Regions from separate parts of the Mus musculus genome. Here region 2 is linked to region 1. Evidence: chromatin loops called from intact Hi-C (ENCODE). Cell type or tissue: heart. All regions are shown on one strand. Region 1 overlaps Rrp15 (ribosomal RNA processing 15 homolog (S. cerevisiae)). Region 2 has its middle 100 kb from the start of Lyplal1.

Region 1 (5,000 bases):
ATGTTCAACTGCAACCAGCTAGGTAGGCTGGAAAGCAACTGAGGAAGACATCTCTATTTACCTCTGGTACACACACACACACACACACACACACACACACACACACACACACACTGTCTCACAACTACCTGTAACTCTGGCCCTGAGATCTCACTCCTTTGGCTTTCAAGAACAATACATTCATGCCCACATATTTAAGAGAGAAATACAAATACAAACAAAAATAAACAAATGTTTAAAAACAACAGCCGTGGGGCTGGAAGGATGGCTCAACAGTTAAGAGCACTGGCTGTTCTTCCAGAGCTCAGATTCCATTTCTAGCACCCACATGGAGGCTCACAGATTCTCTGATTCTCTATCGGGCAACTGACGCCCTCTTCTGGCCTCCACAGGTACTGAATGGCCACGGTGCATACACAGAGGTAGGCCATTTACTACACCCATCTCCCGCACACTCAGTAGCTGGCTGTGGCGGTGCACACCTGTTTGCGAAGCTGAAGCTGGATGATGGAGATTTCCAAGACTACCCTGGTATCTCACAAGTCCGACTCAAGAGTTAGACAGACGTGCTCCTCAGCATCCCCCTCGCACATACAGGTTCTGTTTCAGTATTTTACAACCAAGGCACAGGGACTCTAAAACCTATAAGACATGTTCACATGACAAAGTTACGTCATGAGCTCTCTTACAAGTGGCACTGTGGTCCAGGGGCAACTTGATTCTATGATGGAATAAAATCCCTTCTGAAAGAAGAAATTTGTGAACATTCTCTTCCTTGTGTATGCTTTGAAAACTGGGCTCAACTTCCTGAAGTTAACTGAAGGGCTAGAGAAGTCAGCTCTGCTTCCAGGACAACCTGTTCATCACAGGCAGCTGTGCATGCCCTTTTGTTATCCACGCGGGCTTCAGAAGCTGCAAAGACGCTGTGTGCTGCATTAACCTCCGCTCAGCAATGTCCCATTACTTAGCATCCCTGGATCACTACCGAGAAAGCTTGCTCACAGTTATTTAGATTAAAATGACAAAACCACCAGCCACACAATTTAATATGGCACTTACGTTCCCGAGTGAGATGAAGACACAGACACACACGCACCTTACGGCTTTCCTATAATAAGCATTCAGCACCATGCTACGAGCTTCACTCTGACAGGGGCCCCGTAGTCATGGAACATTTATAGCCCTTGATTTGGCCTGAAAACATAAACCTCCTGCTCCAACCCAGGGGCAGGGTTGGGCCTCAGTGTAGAGCAGATCCAAGTGTGTGCCATGGGTGGTCGCAGGGCTCCCTTCATGGAAAGATGGAGAGAGACGGGTCCTTCTCATGAGAGCGCGTCACGCTCAATACCTACTTCCCTTACAGACTTGGTAACTGGAGCCAAGTTTCACAGAAATAGTGGAGGAAATCACACAGCTTCACTGGTTTTCTAGAACTAAAATAGAAAAGATAACAATTTGAAATTTTATGTACCTTTTTCTTAAAGGCTTAGCCACACAAACCAACGGCACCAATCACCCACCCTCCGTGACAGACAGATCTATGGATCTGAGCAGGGAAGCAGAGATTTCATATCAAATTCACTTTAATTATAAATGGGACCGCACTTTAGAAACCCTGATGGATGATGGGCATGTGTCCACAGCAAAGGATCCTAGAAAATTGCAGTTTACTGCTCAAGAAAAAAAATATTTCTCTGTACAAATATTTTAGAAAAACAGGTTAAATTTCTGTAAGAATTAAAAATACAGCTTTAATACAGTCTGCACCTGAGGAACCCTAGAGCACAGGTTCTCAGGAAGTCCTAGCATTTGGCAGATGGCCATGCGCAGGCTCCCAACCGTCGGGTCATTTGCAGCGGAGCTGGATGCTCCCGTCTGCCGCTCAACGGCTGGCTGCGGCCTCTGCCCTGCCACCAGCAGGCTCCTCGCCCTCGCTCTCCTTGTCCCAGTCCTTCATGCTGGCTCCCATCATGAAATCATCTCGCAGAATCTTCCACCCTGGGCTCTCTTCTGATTTCACTTCAGTCTAAGAAAAATCACAGAACCAAAACATTCACAAATCAATTTAACCATAAAGAAAATTTAAAAATTATATACTTCAAAACAAACTTTTCAATATGTACTTTGAAATGAGATAAAACCAAAATAATATAAAATTGATTTTATATTCTGTGCTCATGTATATACAAATACAGAGTAAAGAAAAAATTTCAATTCTACCAATGAAACATAAAAGCAAAATAATTTAGAGTTGGGGAAAATACAGATTTGGCATCACTTTTAAAAATATTTGGACAACATTAATTAACCTTTGGTGGTACCTTATTAGAAAATCCTTGGCAGTGACTTTAATGGAGCCTAAAGTTTAACCCCAAGCGCACTGAAGCGAGAAGCTAACTGGCACTGTGCAGCTGCTTGAGACAGTGCCTCTTCCAGAGTCTGTAGCAGCGCGGACATACAAGGTCTCACTGCCTGACACAGTCACGGAGTCGGGAACTAATAAAGCCCAGGAGTTAGAAGTAACTGAAGCAAGCAACAAACTCAGGAGACAAGTCATTCCACGCAGCCACGGGGTAAGACCTGGAGCTAAGGACACACGCCTTCCTTTGTGGAACAACAGCACCACCGTGTGGCAGTCGTGTGTACTGCAACACTGACGTGACCAAAACCAAGTCCTGTTCTCACAACCACAGGTAGTCTGCAAATCTATCCCATCTGGGGGCTGTGTCTATGTAGCAAGCATTTTTTAAAAAGACACCAAAATGTCCGCAAGGTTTCACAAGCTAATTACATAACTGTGCTACAGCTTGTTTATTTTTTAGGAACCTATTTATGTATTAAGAGGAAAAATGGACCGCTTCTGCCTTTGTGGGATAAAAAACTAAATCACAGCTTGCACCCAGAACAGCCGGGAGCCAGGGAGGCAGACAACTGCATAGACTGGGAGCTGACTTAGTAGTTCACGTATCGACACCGGCTGCAGTGGAACCAGCACTGGGGACTAGAAACACTCGTGTGGTGTGAGACCACGACAGTGGAATGCTTGTCAGGTGAGTGGCCGGGCCCTGTTCCCCACTGACTGCTGGACTCTCTGGAGCGGAAGCTCCACAGCTATTCCAGGTTTTCTGACTCAACCCCATGCTCTTGCTGGCACTCAGGACCAACAATTACAGCAGGCTGGCCAACTTAACTGCTCAAAGCTTTTGATTAAAGTAGTAATTTGAAATAGGGTCTCATACTGCAAACCATGTTAGACTACGACTCATTACTGTATGTTGCCCAAGCTGGACTTCAACGCGCAGCAATTCTGCCTTAGCCTCCTGAGTGCTGGGATTATAAAAATGAGCCATCATGACCTGGTTTCAATTCAGTTTTTTTTGGTTTGGGTTTTAAATTTATCAACAATACAATTTAGAATTATAAAAGGCAGTGAAACAAGATTGCTCAGTCTTTGAGAATCAGGAACAATAAATAGATTGGTACTCCAGATAGTCTGAGGGCTTTCGAAATTATGACAGTTTAAGCATACTTCATAGTCTGTAATTTGAATAGCTAAAATTCTTGTTTAAATAAAATACAGCAGGTTTGGCCTAATGGACTAGGCAAGGAACTCTCAGCCTGGAATTCAGGTTCACTTTGGTTTTAAAGCACCCATTAGACATCAAGGATGGCCAACCTGGAGTGAAGCTGAGGAGAAGGGAGGCAGGTGAGAAGGTAAAACTGAGACAATCACACAGGAAAACAGACAGACAATAGAAGACAGTGTGAAGTAGAACCCGTTCAGGAGGCTCCTTAACTGCAGTGCAGAAGAGACAGCCAAGGGAGAAGAAAGTCTCCAGGCTCAGCGTGAAGGAAAGTTCCAGAACAACCTCATGCCAGGCCTATGGAATGCAGTACAGCAGTGACTTCACAGGGCACAAGCAGGCAGAAGATCCCATCACCAAGCCACAACCTTCCTGCCAGCACTGACACAACCAGTAAGAGTGAATGGAGACACGGTACAAGAACCAGGACACTCGGGTGCTAGCTAATATGGGAGCAACCTCGGATGGCACAGCAATGCATTTAAATAGCAGAATGGTCACAGGGACACCCTGAGGGGCGATGGATCCCCGCAGAGAATGGAGGCTTCTATAAAGAATACCTCAGTAGGAATATAGGAAAGTGTGGAGACCCTGGCTTATACGCTGCTCAGTGGCAAAGAGCACCAAACCCTAGCTTTGTACTAAAATAAGTGAGTCTGGGGTGAAATGTGACTTCCAAGACTACATGAGTGCAAAGAGACCTTACAAGGCAGGACAGCAAAACAAGAGACAAACAAAACCAGATGGCTACACTGTCATTTACAGTCCCAGATTCCCTCTAAGTTTCTCAAGAGCATCTGTCAAGGAGCCCTGCTGGTCCTATTACTTACATTTTATCATGATGACCCTGCCTGCCTGTTGTGGCTGTCTTTGCTGTATTACTGAGTCGGTGTGTGCTGGCTAGACCCTCTGCAGCACCACATTTCTGACTCTCTGAGTGCCTGCCAGGTGGGAATATCACTCCATATGACGAAAGGGAACGAGGGCTCAGGACATGAAGCCTTTGTTCAAGCATTCATGAGCAAGTCAGCCCTGAAGCACAGGCCAAAATCCACATCTCTTACACACGCTGCTCTACTACCTGTTACCTCCCATCAACAACCCAGCAGAACTAACGCTAAAATACACAGAAAATGGTGTACAATTGTCTCCTGTATTCCATGCCGGCTTCAAACTTAACTGTGAAACAAGACTGGGCCAGACCTTCTGATCTATCTTCCTGCTTCTACCACTGCCTGTGGGTTACAGGCACGAACTGCAGCAGCACACATGGTTCACACCGTGCTGAGGCTAAGCCCCAGGCATTTGTGCATGCTGGTCAAGTACTCTGCAGGCTAAGCTACATCCCTTAGACCTAACTTCCACAGAAGTCCTAAACTAAGCAGATTACACTGTTCTTCTGCAAGTCGATCTACT
Region 2 (5,000 bases), 700 kb before region 1:
GCTGCAGCACCTTAAGCATCTTTGAAATCCTCTCTTCTGAAACGCCTTGTGGATACCTAGAGCATGAAGATGTAGAAGGATGTTTGGGATTTTTGAAATGATGCCCCCTCATTTGTTTCCCTTGAGAATTAGTGGGGGGAGACAGGAAGGAAGAATATACAGAAGGGAGATAGTTCATACATCAATATGTTTTTATTCCCTTTGTAGCTAAATGGCTTGGTTGTTCCATTTGCTGTGGTCCTGTTGTTCAAACGCATGACACATTCATGAGCAGGGTACATAATGGAATGATTTGGCTATTTTAGTGGCAGGGTTGAATTTAAATCTTCATATCTTCTTTATGTAGCCCTGCCCCCATCTGTTTGTTATGTTTACCTCTCCAAGCCTCAGTGTCCCCAACTCTAAAATGGCATTCATTGAGTGGTTAGAGGCATTTGTCATGATCCTATGTGCATTATTTGGCTCTGCATTTTGTTAGCACCAGGTAAAAGTTTACTATAATGACCATGAGCAATACGAGTTCCTTCTACCTTCTCCATTCCTTCCTGAGGATTTCAGAAATGCCATCCTGACATATTGAAGTCGCTTTCATAAATCCATTAGTGAAAATCACTAGATTCCATTGATGATGGAAACTAAAGTCTTCAAACAGTCCAATCAATGCCAATGAAAAGCCACAACAGCCATTTGCAAGCTAGGCTCTTCGTGACTGTGTGCTATTTCTCCATTCAGGAGACCTTCTCACACTTCACGATGAAATTGTAGTCCTAAGAGGCTGAGACAGGGTTTCTGTCTGAGATGCCTGCCAAATACAATCATAGTATCAAAAAATGGCCCACTACTTCTCCCCTCAGAAACACATGCTGGATCACACTCAGTGATTGCAGCATGCTACAGAGCAAAGTTGAATACTGGAAGCATGCTAGTTACTGCATTGAACTATCTCAGCAGTTGAGCTAAAGTTTGCAAACATCATAAATATAATTTCAACCATTCCACAAAGCATCTCCTTGGGACAAGGCCACTGTGAGTCTTGTGTGGGTTTTTCAGTGCGTAGGTAATTATTTAATAGTAGAGACAGAAGACAGATTTTCTTCCAGTCGCGAGCTCACTCCTAAGGTCACAAGTGAAAAGTACAAGAGAAACGGAATCCAAAGTAAACATTTCTTTGGATTATAAAGCATTTCTCTGAGGGCACCTAGGTTCATAAGAAGGAATTCAGCTTCAAACAAGGAGAAATCTAACTCACATTTCCAAACTATTAGTGGCCATGACTAGGGTCTGTCCGTTCACACCGCCTGTCCACTCCTCAACCTCAAATACATTTTCCAAAGACGCTGGCTTATGAACCACATTCCTGAGTCCTTCTGACTTGTACTTCAGTTGCTTGAGAGGGGCGAGGAAACAGTTACAAACTATCTGTAGGAACAGCCACTAACATGGTTGGCCAGAAAGTTTCAGGGAGAGAGCCAAAACGTTTCATTTGTTGTAACCTATGATGTCTTAGTAAATATTAACTCATGTTGGAAATATGCATGGATTTACTTCCCTAGGCTGTTTGAGCCTTTTAAATCATACGTTTTCTAAAATAAAAAAAAATTTAAGAAAGACCTTTAAAGGTGACTCATAGAAAAAGAGTGTTTGGTTAGTGTCTCTCCTCCCCCTCACCCCCAAGCTACCTGTCTTCACACTGATGTTTTCATTTCAAGACTCTGTCCCTTTCACATATATGCTTGGGTAATGGCTAACTCCCTCTGCAGGTGTCTCCAAGGTCCCAAGTGTCTGCTTGAGTAAGAGCCCGGGCAAACAAACCATTGTGCTAAGAGTGCTTCACCTTCCTTTCCCTGTACCCCACTCATGACAACTCTCTTCCCGACTACCTTAGCATGGAGATTTTAACCATCCACTGAGATGCTTAGCCTCTAGGAATAAGAATAAGAGCTGGGACCTGACCCAGAAACCTGAATGAACTCCTGGAGTCTTAAAAGTTATTATTTCATCCAGATCATTTGCTCACACAATTCTAGAATGTGGGGCGCATTTTTGTGATACCCCATGGGCATAGAAACTACTTTGAAATTCAGAAAATCCTTACTGTGTGAACTAGTTTATCATCATACTGTATTTTATATTGTATTAATGCCAACTGGGAAGATGAAGGGCAAGAGAACTGAAGAAAGAGAAAACACTGTAAAGGAAATCACTGTCTACCAAATGTTGCTGGGAATGTGTAGCACAGCAGTCCTTCCGTGGGAAAGATGGGCACTGGCCGAGAGCTGGGAGGTTGGGTGATATAAAAAAGGCTTGGGGGGGGGGAGATGACACTGCAAAGACATTTAGCATGACACAGTAAGAGTTCTGTGTTATATTGTATACGCCTTGGTGTGTAATATATGTATAATGATCTGTGGAACAATGACAGGGGCAGGGGCAGGTACAGCTTGTGAGATAACTGGGGGAAGGAACAGAATAACAGCAGTGGCTCTGGCAGTCTTTGGCTTTGAACTAAGACACTGAAGAGAAGTAGAAGGAAGTGGGCATGCTAGTGTCTCCGAAGTGTAAAGTTAGCATGGCATCGTGACATGCCTTTAGTGTTCTATGTTTCTTCTATTCTTGTAAACTAAGCTCCACAGAAGAGGCAAGCTTATTGAGTATCACAGACCCTGGAAGCTCTCAGGAATGGCCAGTGCAGGCTCACAGGGATGGGCAGTGCAGGCTTTCAGGGATGCCAGTGCAGGCTCTCAGGGATGCAAGTGTAGGCTCTCAGGGATGGGCAGTGCAGTCTCTCAGGGATGAGCAGTGCAGGCTCTCAGGGATGGGCAGTGCAGGCTCTCAGGGATGAGCAGTGCAGGCTCTCAGGTATGCCCAGTGCAGGCTCACTCACAGGGATGGCCAGTGCAGTCTCACTCACAGGGATGCCAGTGCAGGCTCACTCACTGGTTTGCCAGTGCAGGCTCACAGGGATAGGCAGTGCAGGCTCACTCACAGGGATGCTAGTGCAGGCTCTCTGGGATGCCAGTGTAGGCTCTCAGGGATGCCAGTGCAGGCTCTCAGGGATGCCAGTGCAGTCTCACTCACAGGGATGGGCAGTGCAGGCTCACTCACAGGGATGGGCAGTGCAGGCCCACAGGGATGCCAGTGCAGGCTCTCACAAATGAGCAGTGCAGGCTCACAGGGATGGGCAGTGCAGTCTCTCAGGGATAGGAAGTGCAGGCTCTCAGGGATAGGTAGTGCAGGCTCACGAGGGTGGGTAGTGCAGGCTCATAGGAATGACTAGTGCAGGCTCTCAGGGAAGCCAGTGTAGGCTCTCAGGGATGGCCAGTGCAGACTCACTCACAGGGATGGCCAGTGCAGGCTCACTCACAGGGATGCCAGTGCAGGCTCTCAGGGATGCCAGTGCAGACTCTCAGGGATGGCCAGTGCAGGCTGTCATGGATGGGCAGTGCAGGTTCTCAGGGATGGCCAGTGCAGGCTCTCAGGGTAGGTAACAGGTGTCATAGTTTTCTGCCCAGAGCTGAGAAGGGCTATGGAAAGCCTGGCTTTCCCATGAGTAGAGAGCTAGTGCAGATATTTCTATAGATTGTCACGAAAAAAAAAAATGAGCTCCTTCATTTAGGCTTGAGATGAGGGTTTGGAACCAGGAAAAGGTCCTCCAAGCTCCAAAACTCCCAAGAAGAAGGCTCTGTATATATCAGCAGTTCTCAACCTTCCTACTGCTGTGACCCTTTACTCCTCATGTGGTGGTGACCCCAAGCATAAAATTATTCTGTTCCTACTTGGTAACTGTAATTTTGCTGCTGTTGTGAAATGTAGTATATTATATCTTATATTCAGGATATCTGATCTAAGGCTCTTCAAAAAGTCACAACCCACAGGTTTAGACCTGCTGATATATACACATTGCTGTCCATTTCCTCCTCTGCACAGTAGATGTTTTTCCCCTAAGCACTGCTTCCAAGAACTCTTTCCTCCAAATATACTTGCTACTAGTTTTCATCAATCTCATTGCCAGGCAGCAGGCTGGTGAGGAGGCTTAACTTCAATTCTGTGTGTTAGGTATTGTGCCAAGGGGAAAAGCATCACAAAAGATTGGAATAAAAAATGATGCAAAGGTGGGTCTTGAGAGACAATAATGAAGTGCTTCAACCTCAGGAATAATGCCAAGAGAAAGACATGTCTGTAAGTCTTTCTTATCAAAAGAGGGAGTTTCTTATAGCTATCAGACAAAAGTACTGGAGGAGTATGATGCTGCCGCTTTTTGGGTGCCAGGGTCATAATGGCACAGGCTATTTTCACTTGAGAACAGAAATTGACATGATGTAAATGCCAATTCTGGAATAATGGGCACCTGTGAAAAGAACGGAACAAAAACCGGGGACATTTTTGCGTTTTTAAAAAAATCTGTAAGGATTTTGACCATTAAGAGATGTCAGGAGCAAACACTGTGGTCTAAGGACTTAACAATTCTGTTAAAGGTAGGTGTTCTTCTTCAGACATGGATGGGAAGTGCCTAGCTTTCCAGAGTCTGACTCATGGGGGTCAAGACAGACATAGGTGAGCGATGAAGTTCAAGGTCTCATCCATTCTGTCAAATGACTCAAGACTCATCCTTCCTGGCCTGACCCTTGATCAATCTGTTCTCATAAATTCTCCATTTCAGTGATCGCCCGAGCCACAGAATGAGAAAATAGCTTGGCTGTCCATCCTTCAGGAGTCAGTGCACCAAACTCACAGTTCTATGATTGGCTTGCAACACTTAGAAACTTGAAAAGACTTTAGGGACAGGGCAGAAGAGATGCGCTTCCAATAACACAAAATAGGCAACCAACATCTTTTCCAGGGGCGTCGTTTTCTCTAGACCTGAAGTCATTAACCTAGGCGCCATATTTGAAATACAGACTGTTTCACCCAATATTAATTCCATTCTTAATGTCTTCTGTATCAGCATTCCTAAGCCATTTGTTTCTGTACATGCTGGTGGCGCAGTCATAATCAGTTAC

What was found. Peaks named below come from ENCODE experiments on the same cell type or tissue, not always from the same donor. Only the 100,000 strongest peaks of a DNase experiment are listed, where the experiment ranks them.
Region 2: a loop joins it to region 1, with 5 times the contacts of the local background. A loop is called at or near these places in 5 of 42 quality-filtered maps.

Annotation. Positions count from the first base shown.
Region 1 is chr1:186,719,521-186,724,520 of GRCm38, forward strand. Rrp15 (ribosomal RNA processing 15 homolog (S. cerevisiae)) reads right to left here. Exons shown (of 5, transcript NM_026041.2): 5 at 1,566-2,026. The coding sequence ends at 1,883. Among named protein-coding and RNA genes, the nearest start is that of Tgfb2, 16 kb to the left of the region's middle. In heart, CTCF peaks have their summits at 399 (motif pointing left) and 2,645; a DNase peak (open chromatin) is centred at 2,621.
Region 2 is chr1:186,014,606-186,019,605 of GRCm38, forward strand. No RefSeq gene overlaps it. Among named protein-coding and RNA genes, the nearest start is that of Lyplal1, 100 kb to the right of the region's middle. In heart, no CTCF peak of the experiment used is centred here; no DNase peak of the experiment used is centred here; H3K27ac peaks cover 879 bases.